2 separate regions of the Homo sapiens genome follow, and region 2 is linked to region 1. Evidence: chromatin loops called from intact Hi-C (ENCODE). Cell type or tissue: heart right ventricle. All regions are shown on one strand.

Region 1 (8,000 bases):
ACTTCGGCCTTCCAGAGTGCTGGGATTACAGGTGTGAGCCACCGCATCCGGCCATAAGCCTCTTTTTTTAAGGTAGGTACTCAGCTAGGTGCAATGGCTCATGCCTATAATCCCAGCATTTTGGGAGGCCAAGGTGGGAGAACTGCTTGAGCCTAGGAGTTCGAGACCAACCTGGGCAACATAGTGAGACCCCCACCTCTACAGAAGATTTTTTAAATTAGCTGGGTATGGTGCCATGTGCCTGTGATCCCAGCTACTCAGGACATTGAGGTGAAAGGATGTCCTGAGACCCGAAAGTTGAGGCTGCAGTAGGCTGCGATTGCATGACTACACTCAGCCTGGGTGACATTGCAGGACCCCTTCTAAAAAAATAACAAAAAGAGAGAGAGAGAGAAGGTAGGTACTGACTGGATGTGGGAGATGAAGGAGCAGTCAAGGATAACCACAGAATTCTGGTTTACTCTACTGCGTGGAAAGATGCAGCATTCACTGAGAATACAGAATACCATATCCAAATGTTCAGAAGGCACAGGGACATTTGAGGCTTGACCGGATCCTCTAGCAGTAGCCTAGTTTAATTATTTAAGACAAAATGAAAGTCTTATTTGCTCCATGTTGTCTTCCATGTGATTCCACAATATTCTGTTTGCCTTTGTGTTTCCTATGCTGCTGATACGGTTTGGATTTGGGTCCCCACCCAAATCTCCTGCCGAATTGTAATCTCCAGTGTTGGAGCAGGGGCCTGATGGGAGGTGACTGGATCATGGGACGGATTTCGCCCTTGCTGTTCTCATGATACTGAGTGAGTTCCCATGAGATCTGGTCGTTTAAAAGTGTGTAGCAACTCCCGCTTCTCTTGCTTCCTCCTGCTCTGGCCATGTAAGACGTGCCTCCTTCCTTTTCGCCTTTTGCCGTGATTGTAAGTTTCCAGAGGCCTCCCCAGCCATGCCTCCTATACAGCCTGCAGAACTGTGAGCCAATTAAACCCTTTTCTTTATAAATTACCCAGCCTCAGGTAGTTCTTTACAGCAATGCAAGAATAGACTAATACAGCTGCCTAAAGATTATTCCCCATTTTATCAATTGAATATCTACTTCAGTGTAATTTCTGTGTATAGTTCCCTAATTGTTCCAGGCTCTGTGACAGAAAGGTCATTTGCCCACATGACAGCTGTTGCCCTCCTTACCTGCAGAACACCAGTTTTATTAGGGATGATGATGATTTCAGACACACCTAATCAATCCTTACTGCTAATAAGCCAATCATGTCAATTCCACTGCATTTTTCCATTTACTTTCCCAATTTTCAGTGAAGCTAGCCATGGCCATGGGACCCTTTTCTTGCAATTAAATTTAAAACAGAATTTACCGGAAGTTTTCTAGGAAAACTTTTCCTCCCAAGTAAGAAAGAAACTCCTTTTTCCTCCAACTTGTCCCCTTATTCCTCCTTGGAATGCCAAGGTTGGGGATATGATGCTTAAAGCTACAGGAGCTGTGTTGCAGAATAATTAAACTTGCCAAAGCCAAAAGAGAGAACATCCTGTATCTTGTTGTTGAGTTCATTCAGCCTTTGCCCATAACCGGGAACTACCTGCCTCCTGACTGCTGATTAAACAAGATAACAAAGATCGTTATTGCTTAAACCACCGTTAGCTGTGTGTTCTGATGTTTGCAGCTGAATGATATGGGTGTCTAAATCTTTTGTCTCCAAATTTGAAGGCAAGAATCAAGTACTTGGTTTCCGTTTTTTTTTTTTTTTTTTTTTGAGAGGGAGTCTCGCTCTATTGCCCAGTCTGGAGGGCAATAACGCAATCTTGGCTCACTACACTCTCCGCCCCCCAGGTTCAAGTGATTCTCCTGCCTCAGCCTCTTGAGTAGCTGGGATTACAGACACCTGCCACCATGCCCAGTTAATTTTTGTAATTTTAGTAGAGATGGGGTTTTGCCATGTTGGCCAGGCTGGTCTCAAATCCTGACCTCAGGTGATCCACCCGCCTTGGCCTCCCAAAGTGCTAGGATTACAGGTGTAAGCCACCGTGCCTCGACGTGTTTGGTTTTCTTTAACATTTGACTTTAATTAATTTGTCAAAGTGATTACTACTTCCCTTTTCCCGTGTACATTTTCTCAGCTTTCCCTTCAGAGGGCTGCATAGGAAACTACATTCTAAAGAAGACTGAGCATACACTGAGGCAGAAACTGGCAGCTTACAGCATGTTTGCAAGTTGAAGCATGGGAGGTAGCTTTTGCTTCCCCCCAACAGCTGAGACTAAGAGAGTCAACGATGTCTACAAATCAACCCCACTTTCCAATAATAATGACTACATTTATAAAGCTAAAATTCATATGATTCTTACAATGTGCCAGCTGCGGTTCCAATTTTTATCCTCATAACAGCATAATGACATTAGTACTTTTAATCCCTCCATTTTACAATGATAAAACTGAGTCACAGAGAGGTTAAGAAATTTACCTGAGGTCACAGAGTTTACAAGTATTAGAGATGGGATTTGAACCCAGGCATTTTGAAACTGGGTACTAAGTCACATGCTGCTCAGACAGCTACAGATACAGCTTTTTATCTGCAGGCTCTGCTTTAGGGAACTAGTACAACAAATACCTCATTATACTGAAAAATATACATTGAGTAGTATCTTATAAGAAAATCTACAGCTCATCCAAAATCTCTCCCCAACCCCAGCCAAAAGAAAAGAAAGAAAGAAAACAAAATCCACAGCTCATATTTTAAAACAGAATCAGGGAGCAATTGTTAAATGGTGTGGTGTATTAATCAGGTTCTCTAGAGGGAGAGGACTAATGGGATAGATGTGTACATGAAAGGAGTTTATTAAGGAGTACTGACCAGCCTGGCCAACATGGTGAAACCCCATCTCTACTAAAAATACCAAAAAAACTAGCCGGGCGTGGTGGTGCATGCCTGTAGTCCCAGCTATTCAGGAGGCTGAGGCAGGAGAATTGCTTGAACCCAGGAAGCGGAGGTTGCAGTGAGCTGAGATTGTGCCACCGCACTCCAGCCTGGGCAATAGAGGGAGACTCCGTCTCAAAAAAAAGGGAGTACTGACTCACACATCCACAAGGTGAAGTCCCACAATAGGCTGTCTGCAAGTTGAGGAGCAAGGAAGCCAGTCCAAGTCCCAAAACCTCAAAAGTAGGGAAGCCGACAGTGCAGCCTTCAGTCTGTGGCCGAAGGCCCAAGAGCCCCTGATAAACCACTGGTGTAGGTCCAAGATTCCAAAAGCTGAAGAACTTGGAGTCTAATTTCAAAGACAGGAAGCATCCAGCACAGGAGAAAGATGGAGGCCAGAAGACTCAGCCAGTCTAGTCCTTCCATGTTCCTCTGCCTACGTTTATCCTAGCTGCACTGGCAGCTGACTAGATGCTGCCCACCCAGAATGAGGGTGGGTCTGCCTCTCCTAGTCCACTGACTAAAATGATAATCTCCTTTGGCAACACCCTCACACACACACCCAGGAACAATACTTTGCATCCTCACTCCAATCAGGTTGACACTCAATATTAACCATTACATATGGTCAATGTTGTTCAAAACATTATTTAAAATTACATTTTACAATCATTTTGATAAGCTTTTGTGATGCTGGAGCAGCATCCTGATAAGTGTATCACTTGTGAAAGCAATACATTACAACCTGTTTTTATACTACTCTATTCTTGCTGTAAACAAATTTCTACTTTAGAAGAGTTCAAAGGACCATAAATGTTGTCTAGAAACATGGAAAATACTTAAAGAATAATGGAGTCCAAGGGCAAGAATCTACATCTGTGAAGTAAAATATGTACAAAAATTATTTGTAACATTTTTCAGTGTTATTTTTAGAATTATCTTAGGATTTGCCCAGAATCTGTTAATAAAATAATTTACAGTGTCACAGACAAAAGTTTTTGTCTTAAAGAGTTTCACATTTTCTGAATTTAGAAAAAGTACTAAAAATAGACCAAGAAGCCAGAGAAACCAGCTTTACCCAAGACTAACAATGTCACATTTAGAAAATTAGATGTTTTATTACTCATTCTGAAGGTTAGGATAATGACCCAGCTTCCTGAATTATACCAGAAGTCTAGTTGTGGTCAGGAAATATCAACGGTTGCATAGCGACCCATGCTCTGGACTGGAGAAAACATAGTGTTCATGGAATTTTGTCCTTTCCTCTAGTGCTGGTTTGTGTGCTGTTTCTTGTTCAGGAGCATAGGAGCTTAGAAAGTAATTTCCTTAAAAGATAATAGGCAGCCAGTTAGGTCTGCCTGTGGTCCCATCCTCACCTTCTAAGAAGCAATTCTGAGATTACATCAATTGACAGAGGATTATTTTTATGAAGTTGAATTAAATACAAAGCCCTCAACTTCTTCACCAATCCTTTTTAAAACTCTCCCACATTGAAACAAGAGTTTTGGCACCACACTCAGAAATGAATGTTGAAAACTGAATTGTTTAATCATGTTGTTTTATCTCTCTTCTGCCTAATTTTATTCTTTTTAACATATATTTTAATGCAAAATATTTCTACATGGTTTATTCTGAAAAGCAGTAATCAATTGATCCCTCCCCTTTTCTTTCTCTTCCATAGGGGCAACCATTTCCAACTATTCTGGCTTTTAATTTTAGCATTTAACTCCTTATCTGCAATTAATATATTTATAATGCTAATTGATAATTTTTAATTTTAGTCATTTATTAAATTTCCTCTGCAGAACATGAGAACTTAGCTTCCTTTCATGCTTATCCCTCCCCAAAGTACAGATTTTTCTCTTTCTTTCATCCTTCTTATAAAGATAAAACTTAATTTTAATAAAATATTCAGTATTGCATCATAATGACTATGTTAAATACTTTCGAACCTAAGCCATGATGCTTTTTTTCTTTTTGTATAACTTTTTAGTTTACTTAATATGTACCTACATTACCTGGGTTTCTGGGTATCTAGCAGACTTAATGTCACTGGTAGAAGTGCATTATACTAATTTCATTTCTTTGTGGTGCTCTGACCTTCCCATCAAAACTGGACTACTCAACTCTAGGCCTGCTGCCTAGCCATCATCACAGCATCCCTCTATCATTCTTCCATGATATTCCCTTTTCTCTCACTTGTGTTGGGTATCCTGAAGTTCATTTTTCTCTCTCTCAGTTTTCTCCTTCTGGAATAGTACATTCTCCCATAGCTTCCTAAGAAATGGTAAGCTGTAAGTTAATTTTCTAAGAATATTCATTTCTGGAATGCCTTATTTGTTCACCAAACAAATCTTTTTTTTTTTTTTTTTTTAGAGACAGGGTCTGACTCTGTCACCCAGGCTGGGGTACAATGGCATAATCACGGCTCACAATTCCTGGGCCCAAGCGATCCTACTGCCTCAACCTCCTTAGTAGCTAGGACTATGGATGGGCACCACCATGCCTGGGTAATTTTTTTTTTATTTTTATTTTTTCTGAGAGAGAGTCTCGCTCTGTCACACCAGGCTAGAGTGCAGTGAGTGGCGCAATCTCGGTTCACTGCAACCTCCACCTCCCAGGTTCAAGCGATTCTCCTGCCTCAACCTCCCGAGTAGCTGGGACTACAGGCGTGTGTCACCACGCCCAGCTAATTTTTTGTATTTTTAGTAGAGACGGGGTTTCACTATGTTAGCCGGGATGGTCTCAATCTCCTGACCTCGTAATCTGCCCACCTCGGCCTCCCAAAGTGCTGGGATTACAGGCGTGAGCCACAGCACTTGGTTATGCCTGGGGAATTTTTTAAAATTTTTTCTACAGAAGGAATCTCACTATGTTGCCCCAGCAGGTCTTGAACTCCTGGTCTCAAACATTCCTCCCCCTCAGGCCTCCCAAAGTGCTGGGGTTATAAATCTGAGCCTCTAGGCCTAGCCACCAGACAAATCTTGACTCATGTCTCAAGATAGGTCAGTTCTTACCTTCTCAAGGAAAACTTTTCTGATTGCTGTTGGCAAAGTTAAGCTTTATCGCCTATGTGCTTCTATATAATTTCATTCATTCACAAATTTACTTATTCATCTACCCATTCATTCATTCATACATCCAGCAAATATTTATTGAATACTCTCAAAGGCCAGGCACTGGCTAGGGACAAAGTTGAAGAAATCACACTAGATTTGAGTTTGTTCATGCAAGAGAAGCCAGTAAAAGAGACTGAGAAAGGGGCCAATGACAAAGGGCCAATCAGACAAGTGTGATGTTACAAAAAAGGGAGTGTTTTGTGAAGAAAAAGATAATCGACTTTGTTAGATGATATTGAGAGGTATAGTAAGATAAAAACCAGAAGTATGCACTTAAGGTAACAACACAGACATCATTGATGACTTTGGTAAAAGCAATTTCTTTGGCGTATTGGGCAGGAAACTTCACTGAAGCAAGCTGAAAGAAGAAATCAGGGAAGCAGAGATAGAAAACATAGGTAGCTCTCTGGAGAATTGTCTGGCAAAGGGAGCAGAGAAGTGACGTCGTATTTGATGAAGAATGTGTGGTTAAATCACACACACAAAAAAGTGCAGCATGGAAAATGCTGCTAGGACTCATCTGATAGAATCGGAGAGGCTGAGATGTAAGAAAGAGGGGCCCCCAAAGAATCTTCTAGCTCTCGCTCTTTGTCACTCTCTGTTCAACCCTATATATCTGTCTTCTAGGTGATGATTTTTTCCCTTATTTTGTTCATTGTTGTAAATTAATTATGAGTGGAACATTCAATAGATTTCTCAAAATCAAAATTAGGTTCATTTTTTCCTAATTCAACTTCTCAGTCCACTGAAATATTATTTATCCCTGGGATAAAGTTCTGGCCCTACTTAAAAATGATCTGAGCTTGGGCAGGTGACATAACTAAGTTTGCTACAGTTTCATTAAAATAGGCTTAATAGTAACACTTAACCATAAACTGTTTTAAGACTTAAATGACACACTAGTAGGCCGGGCATGGTGGCTCATATCTGTAATCCTAGCACTTTGGGAGATGGAGGCAAAGTGGATCACTTAAGCTCAGGAGTTTGAGACCAGCCTGGGCAACATGGTGAAACGCTGTCTCTACAAAAAAAAATACAAAAATTAGCCAGGCGTAGAGACTCATGCCTGTAGTCCCAGCTACTTTTGGGGCCGAGGTTGGGGGAGCGCTTGAGTCCAGGAGACAGAGATTGCAGTGAGCCGAGATTGCACCACTGCACTCCAGCCTCACTAGTAAAGCACGTAGAACAATGCCTGATACACATTAAAGACTCAATAAATATTAGCTGTTGTGTGGCTATTGTTGTCATCATCAATCAACTCTCTCTTCTTAATTGTCATCATTGTCATTTGAGGCTGAGAAGGGAGGAGAACGGGTGGCTGCAAATAAATAACATTTTGCCTAAAACCTGTCCCCTTAGGTGGAGGTAGGGGCACATTTTCACTTTTGTTTGACCTATCACACACACACACAAATGGAATGCTCATGTGTGGCACCAATTCTGATGTTATAATGTTCAAATTTTTCCATGTTGGAGTTTTAAAGGATTAAGCCAAATATAATTTTCTGTGAAAAATATAAAGTCTGAAGTCTCTATAAATTTTGTATATGAAATAAAATTACTTTTGAGTTTATTGCCTTCAACTGTAGCTCAAGAAAACAGCAAAATAGCAAAACCAGGCAGTTGTGTGGTCTTTTGCTAACTCTTTGAAAAAACTACTTGTCATATCTGTCCACTTTACCTGCCTTATAAGTTTATTTCAGGATGCTCTCTCAGGCTTCCAACCCTGTTTACTGAAATTCTGTCTCCTGCCAAATCACTTTATTTTTTCATAATACAATGAAAAATGTCAATTAACAAATAGTAACTAACAATAGAAGATTTAATGTTTTAAAATGTGAGAATGAGCCAGGCACGGTGGCTCACGCCTGTAATCCCAGCACTTTGGGATGCCAGGGTGGGTGGATCACCTGAGGCCGGGAGTTCAAGATTGAGACCATCCTTGCCAATGTGGTGA
Region 2 (8,000 bases), 62 kb before region 1:
AAGCTATTCTCCTGCCTCAGCCTCCGGAGTAGCTGGGATTACAGGCACCCGCCACCACCCCTAGCTAATTTTTGTAGTTTTAGTAGAGACGGGGTTTCACGATCTTGGCCAGGCTGACCTTGAACTCCTGACCTCGTGATCCACCCGCCTCAGCCTCCCAAAGTGCTGGGTTTACAGGTGTGAGCCACTGCGCCCGGCTGGTTTATTTATGTAAGCATCAATGCATTTATTCAACAAACATTTATGAAGGCCTACTCCATGCTCAGTGCCAAGATAAAAAGTTGAGTAAGCCATGATCTCTATTTATAAGGAGCTCCTTTGATAAGGAAAACGTAAGTGTTTATATATATATGTGTGTGTGTATGTGTGTGTGTGCATGTGTGTGTGTTTGTACCTGAATTTATCTGTTGATTATTGATTATCTATCATCTATCTACCTATCTATCCATCCATCCATCCATCAATCGATAATGAAAACTAAATGTTTGGTAAGCATGAGGGGAACCTCCTCTGCATGGAAAAGTTAGAAAAGCATGAAAGCATTTGAGCTGGCCCCTAAAACTGTGAGTAAGACTTCTTTCTATCAAAAACCCTATTTTGGGGGAAGGGGGACAGCATACCCTGTTAAAAATCTACATTCTGACTAATAATAATGTGACTAATTTCTGGCCAGTGAGATGTGAGTAAATATGTGAGACTTCCAAGAAGTCTTCTTAAAGGGGAAGGAATGAATATTTTTCTTGTTTTTGCTTTCAGCCTGGAACTCAAATGTGATGGCTGAAGTCCTAGAAACCACCTTGAATTATGAGGTGTACTTAAATTATGGGGTGTACTTAAGTCATGTGCTGGGGGTGGTAAAACAGAGAAATAGGAGTCTGGGGCCTTGATACCTGTGGGGCTGCCACACCATCCTTGGACTGCCTCATTCTTGGCTTTTTTTATGTAAGAGAAATTTAAATTTGTATCTTGTATGAGACACAGGTAAGTTTTTTCATTATATATATATATACAAATCGAGGCCGGTCACAGTGGTTCACGCCTGTAATCCCAGCACTTTGGGAGGCCAAGGCTAGCGGATCACCTGATGTCGGGAGTTCGAGACCAGCTGACCAACATGCAGAAACCCCGTCTCTACTAAAAATACAAAATTAGCCGGGCTTGGTGGCCCATGCCTGTAATTCCAGCTACTCAGGAGGCTGAGGCAGGAGAATCGCTTGAACCTGGGAGGCGGAGGTTGCAGTTAGCCGAGATCATGCCATTGCACTCCAGCCTGGGCTACAAGAGCGAAACTCCGTCTCAAAACAAACAAACAAACAAAAACAAACCAACAACAACAACAACAACAAAAGAAAATCGAAATCTAATGACATAGATGCCGGGCGCAGTGGCTTGGTTGGGCACGGTGGCTCACTTCTGTAATCCCAGCACTTTGGGAGGCCAAGGCAGGCGGATCACCTGAGGTCAGGAGTTTGAGACCAGCATGGCCAACATGTTGAAACCCGTCTCTACTAATAATACAAAAATTAGCCGGGTGTGGTGGCAGACACCTGTAGTCCCAGCAACTTGGGAGGCTGAGGCAGGAGAATTGCTTGAACCTGGGAGGCGGAGATTGCAGTGGGTTGAGGTCACACCACTGCACTCCAGCCTGGGTGACAGAGTGAGACTCCATCTCACAAAAGAAAAAATAAAAAAGAAAGAAAGAAATCTAATGACATAGAGACTTAAACAGCATGACATGTTTGAAGAATGACATAAAGCTCATAATATTAGGTTGGGGTTGGACAAGGAGTATGGTAAAAATAAAGATGAATAGGTATTCTGAAAGGAGATTAATTAGGGTTTTGGATCCATATTGAAGGATTTGGATGTCTTTACAAACAAAAGGGATGTGATCATAATTGTTTCTTTGGAAACTGTATAGAAGGAGAGTGGGTTAGAAATAAGAGAAACATGGAGCAAGGAAATCATTCAGTAGATTGTTGCTAGAGTCCAACCAAAAAATGACAAAGGAGTAAAAGACATGGACAGATCAGAAGATAGTTCTGAGGCAGGAGAATAGGGAATTAGGGTAGCCAAGGGTTGGGGCATAAGCAAAGGAACAGCAGGTGCAGCCAGTTCTAGGCAAGACTGGGCTGCGTACAGGCCATATCTTCAATCCTGTGACAAGACAGATATTTCTACTTCAGCCTCTGATTGGTTGCAGGCCAATCCTTCATAGGATGTAACCAATTGGAGGCCTCTAAAGGGCACCTAGGGGTGTTGCCAAGTTCTTTTGGCTTTATAAAAATCCTAACTGGAGAGGCTCTTGTGCAGCTTGCTGGAGCCCAGTCCCACTCAGTGAGTTGTCTTCAATACATCTGTGCTTTCATTACTCCCTTATTCTGTTGCGTTGGCTTTGGTTGCTTCATTCTTTTGTTACTTTGTGCATTTTGTTCAATTATTTGTTCAACAGGCCGAGAACCTGGGCAACTCTATTCGGTAACAGTTCTAGGGCAGAACTGACCTCCCAGTGGATAAGGAGGATGGAGTTCATGATTCCCGCTTGGGCAGATGGTCATAGCATTAGCTAAAACAAAGACACGGTTGGAGAAATGGGTCAGGAGGCAGGTTCTAGTGAAGTCCTACAATTAACTATTTATCTTGTGACCTTACACAAGTCACTTAACCCCCATGAGTCTCACTTGTAGTAGTGATAAATAGGAAAAGTTGAACTCAGAAGTCCCTACCTCTTTTATAAATATATGTATTTATAAAATATAAAACATATATAATATATATTATAACTGGGGCCTGTTGCGGGGTGGGGGGAGGGGGGAGGGATAGCATTAGGAGATATACCTAATGTTAAATGACGAGTTACTGGGTGCAGCACACCAACATGGCACATGTATACATATGTAACTAACCTGCACGTTGTGCACATGTACCCTAAAACTTAAAGTATAATAATAAAAAAGTAAAAAATATATATATTATATAAATGTATATTTATAAAATATAAAACATATATTATATAATATATTGTATAATATATGTATTATATTATATATTTTATAAATATATACAATATATAAATTATAATTTATAAGTATAAATTTATAAATATATAAGTGTACAAATTATAATACATATATTATATATCCATATATAGTATATAGTATATTATATTATATATTTATTATATATATATATATATATATATATATATATATATATATATATCCATTTCACAAAACAGTTAAATTCCCATGGTTCTGTGTGGTGACATCTCAAGGAACAGAAGCTGTTGATTCAACTCCACATACCAGGACGCAAGCTCTCACATAAAACATCTGAGGAACTATTCAACAAATTTATAGTTGATCCTTTTGTTAAAAGTCTATACATTTCCTTTTTATTTTAGTAAATAGGCAATAGATTCATACAACTTGAATGGAAAAGAGGCCGACAGATACATTCGGTCTATTTTCCAGAGCCTGAAGCTCCTAGGAAAGAATATGAATTAACTCAGTCAATGTGGCTGGGTGAAAATTACACTATGTAAATAGATGTCGGGAAAATTAATAGATTATCCTCATACTTACATCACTGTGCCAATTATTAGAATCCAAAATAAATATCTAGAAAGGTTTCTAGTTATAAAATCTCAGATTGTATAGATTACTTTTTCTTTTGCACAAATTTTGGGAGTTGAACTGCCTCTTTTACCATACCCATGCCCCCAAATCAAGGTCCTAGCATCCTCAATAAGAATTTGTTCTTTTAGGTAGCATTTTTGTTGTTGTTGTTAAAGCTTGAGATTTCAAACTGAATTGCTCTGCAAGGGTTTTCTCATCTTAGGTATAATAACAGAGTGGTGAAGGTGAGGTATGGGAATTCATTGAGTTGATGTTAAAAAAGTCCTTCAGGCTATGGGAGCCCTGATATACTCCTCTCCTCAAAAGCTAACTTTATCCATACATTCCTTTATTTAATATTTATTGAATGTCAGCCAGTCTTATGGATCACAAAAAATGGAACAGAAAGTAGAAAGATAAATATTTCTACCCTCATGGAGCTTATGATAGTCTAGCACAGAGGAGCAGAAACGGGTAATAATTTAAATGTAAATTCTGGGTTGGAATGTGGTAAGTACTAAGGAGAGAAAAATAGCACAAGAAAAAGGGATTGTATATATTAGATTATTTTTTAATTATCTTTTTTATGGGGCAACACCTTTTTCTGTAAAATAGAATGAGTGCTTCTGATTGTGCGTATTAAAGAGGAAGATTAAAACTTTAAATAAGGTTTCCAGAAAGGCGTCACCAAGAAGATGAGTAAGGACCTGAAAGAAGTGGCCTAAGGATGTGAGGCCTATATTTGAGGAAGAGCAATCCAAGCCGGTACAAAGGCACTGGGGCAGGAAATTCCGCAGGCCGTTTGAAAAACAGGAAGCAGGCCAATGAGAGAAGGGAGTGGACAGGGGAGTTGAGAGAGTTAAAGAGGTAACAAAATAAGAAGCTGAGATGTGAAGCCTAAGGGATCTCCATCAGATTGGATGGGACAATAATAAAGTCATTTCTAATGATTTGCCAAGTTACAAAGCAGAAGATGAAGTCATGGAAAGCTGCTGAGATATCAGGGAGCTAAAATGTCCCATGTTTTAAAGAAAAACCCATTCTCTACCAGACTTTTTTATTTCTGTACTGATTTTAAATTTAGCTATGAGAATAAAACTAAAGAAAACTGACTTCAGGGAAGGTCAGGAACTCAGCTGTTAAAAAGCCTTTCTAAGGAAGATATGCAATATTTTCCAGCTGTGCTTAGACTAAATTCATTAGGTTTGTCCATGGTGAATGATGAGCTCTAACAGTCACTCACAGCTCTGTGATGCTGCAAGTCATCTACCCCTCTGCTGCTTTCCTGGTCTCCATCTTATTCTGCCTTGATTTTTTTTTTTTTAATAAACCCATCATCCCATTCAGCCTGATTTCTACTGCAGGCTGAGTTCTGCAATGAGTTCTCAGCCCACAATGAAATTTTCATCAGCTGAGTCATTGTAGTTGAATAGACATAGTCCCGTCCCCAGGAAGAGGACAAGATGACCTAATTGGGCTTTTTCATTTCTACCACCAGTGATACCATGAATACAACACAATAAGTAGTGTGCTTAGCATTGTAAAAGAGTAGAACTTCTCTATATTTAAAATAATCAGTGCTCAGTAGAAGCAGAACAGTGTAAATTAGTGACTCTAACACTGGAAGTTAGAACATGAAAGTTTAATTCCTAGTTTTATTACTGATTTACCATGAGATCTTAATTGATGTGTGGCATTGTCCTCAGCCTTATTGTCTATAGCTGGAGAATCTAAGCCTTCTTTTATTCTGTAGCTTCTGATTATTGGCACTATCAGAAATGAGAAGGAGCACAGTAATCAAAGCCATTTCCATTTGGCTCAAGAATTATTAATTTACTTTTGTGAAACTGACTTTTTGGGAAGTCACACCATTTGAAATTAGAGTATAAAGCACGCTGTTGATTCCAGAAAAATTAGAAATTATATGTACTGTATATGCTTTGTATCTCATGACCTTCCTCCCTTTCTTACTCCTCTTTCTTCCTTCCTTTCTCCTCTTTTTTCCTTCTTTCACCGCCCAAAGTAAATCTGCCTTTCCTCTTTATTTTCAAGCAAGCTTTCTAGATCACACCTTGTCTAGAGGCTGGAAAATAATTTAGTTTTTAAGAAGGGAAGTTGGAACCCCCTGGACTTTAAATACTCATGTTTATAACATCTTTTCTCGGATAAAATAGCAGGTTAAACAAAAAACAAAACCCAGGTAACTAGATCAGATTATAAGTACCAGCATCCAAGGTCAGAAAAATCCATGCACAACAGTTTCCATGGACTACCCTGCTTTGAGTAGACCAAGGAAGCAGTCAGCAGAGGCAGGCTTTTTGCTGGATGCAATGAATGCAAGGCTTACTTTTGAACTTAATATCATCTAGCGTCTTATCTCAATTCTAGATGAAATCTAAAGTATTTTCCTTCCTCCAGTAATCCAAGTTACCTACTATCTAGGCCTCTTAAAAACAGGAAGTCTTAGAAAGTACCCTCAGAAGTATTTAAGGAGCTGAACACAGTGGAAGTTTTATATATGTATGTATATATATATAATATATATTATATATACATAAAATATATATATACTTTAAGTTCTGGGATACAGTGCAGAACGTGCAGGTTTGTTACATAAGTTTACACGTGCCATGGTGGTGTGCTGCACCCGTCAACCATCATCTACATTAGGTATTTGTCCTAATGCTCTCCCTCCCCTAGCCCCCACCCCCTGACAGGCCCTGGTGTGTGTTGTTCCTCTCCCTGTGTCCATGTGTTCTCATTGTTCAACTCCCACTTATGAGTGAGAACATGCAGTGTTTGGTTTTCTGTTCCTCTGTTAGTTTGCTGAGAATGATGGTTTCCAGCTTCATCCATGTCCCTGCAAAGGACATGAACTCATCTTTTTTATGGCTGTATAGTATTCCATGGTTTACATGTACCACATTTTCTTAATCCAGTCTATCATTGATGGGCATTTGGGTTGGTTCCAAGTCTTTGCTACTGTAAATAGTGCTGCAATAAACATATGTGTGCATGTGTCTTTATAACAGAATGATTTATAATCCTTTGGGTATATACCCAGTAATGAGATTGCTGGGTCAAATGATATTTCTGGTTCTAGATCCTTGAGGAATTGCCACACTGTCTTCCACAATGGATAAAAACCCTAGAAGAAAACCTAGCCATGCAGTGGAAGTATTTAAGGGGCTGAATGCAGTGGCTCATGCCTGTAATCCGAACACTTTTGGAGGCTGAGACAGGAGGATTGCTTGAAGCCAGGAGTTCAAGACCAGCCTGGACAGTATAGTGAGACCCAGTCTCTACAAAAATTTTTTTTAATAAAAAATTAAAACATTAAAAAAGAAGGGCAAAGTGCCATGATATATAAAGTTTACCCTTGAATGGTTTCCAGGGAAAAAAATCTAGACAGATATCACAAATGATAAAGCAAATGGAGTTAAATGTTAATAATTGATGAATCTGGGAAAAAGGTATATGAGTGTTATTTGTACTATTTTTATTTTTGCAACTTTTCTGTAAGTTTGAAATTATTTCTACACATATATATAAAGCAGGTACTAACAGTATAACAGTATTTTGTATATATATATTACACATATGTATGAGTCTATATATGTACATATTACGTGCATAGAGAAAGCTCTAAAAGAAAAGGCACTAAGGTATTACAAAGAGGATATCCAGGTGGAGGGAATGTAAAGTTTTATTTTTCTCCTGCCTATATTAGTTTTCTACATCACACACATACTATATCTGTAATAATAAACATATTTTTAAAGAGCAAGTAAATGAAAACCAGGAAAATATACCATTTGTATTACAAGGAACACCAAAATTTTGGCCATAAGTCCTTCAAGAGGACTTACGAATCATAAATTGCTTTGACTCCTTTTGAGCAATGCTCTTACCATCATATATAAAGAATCTTTAGGGATGTGCAGCCACATATGTTGATGCTGAGGCCTGATTTATAATAAACACTAAATATGTCAGCTAGGTCAACCACTCACCATGGTGTCTGGTTAGGTCTGGATGAGCATGAATTTAAGTATATTGCTATTCATTCATACCTCAAATCCACCTCATTTACGTGTCCCTGAAATTTGTCAGTAATGGTTTGTCTTAGGTGAAATTACCAAGGTGTGAGTAGTATATGAGGTTGCAATCCAACAGACAATGGCTGGTGAATACCACTGGCTTGTTTCCCTTCTTTGACTGGACATAACAGCTCCCAGACCTCAATTTTGACATCCATACGGGTAACAAAGGCATAGCAGGGTTCGTGAAGGCCAAGTTAAGTTTCCCCAACTGCCTTTCACTGCCTGGTTTCAGGCTTTCAAGCAGCAATCCCTGAAAAGTTGGAGAGGCCACATGGCCATC

Evidence for each region. Hi-C counts contacts between places; a loop is a spot of excess contacts. Peaks named below come from ENCODE experiments on the same cell type or tissue, not always from the same donor. Only the 100,000 strongest peaks of a DNase experiment are listed, where the experiment ranks them.
Region 2: it touches region 1 in a loop (4-fold over the local background); 1 of 110 quality-filtered maps calls a loop at or near these places.

The regions. Positions count from the first base shown.
Region 1 is chr3:109,253,372-109,261,371 of GRCh38, forward strand. No RefSeq gene overlaps it. Among named protein-coding and RNA genes, the nearest start is that of DPPA2, 59 kb to the right of the region's middle. In heart right ventricle, no CTCF peak of the experiment used is centred here; a DNase peak (open chromatin) is centred at 3,178; H3K27ac peaks cover 576 bases.
Region 2 is chr3:109,190,974-109,198,973 of GRCh38, forward strand. No RefSeq gene overlaps it. Among named protein-coding and RNA genes, the nearest start is that of LINC00488, 17 kb to the left of the region's middle. In heart right ventricle, no CTCF peak of the experiment used is centred here; no DNase peak of the experiment used is centred here.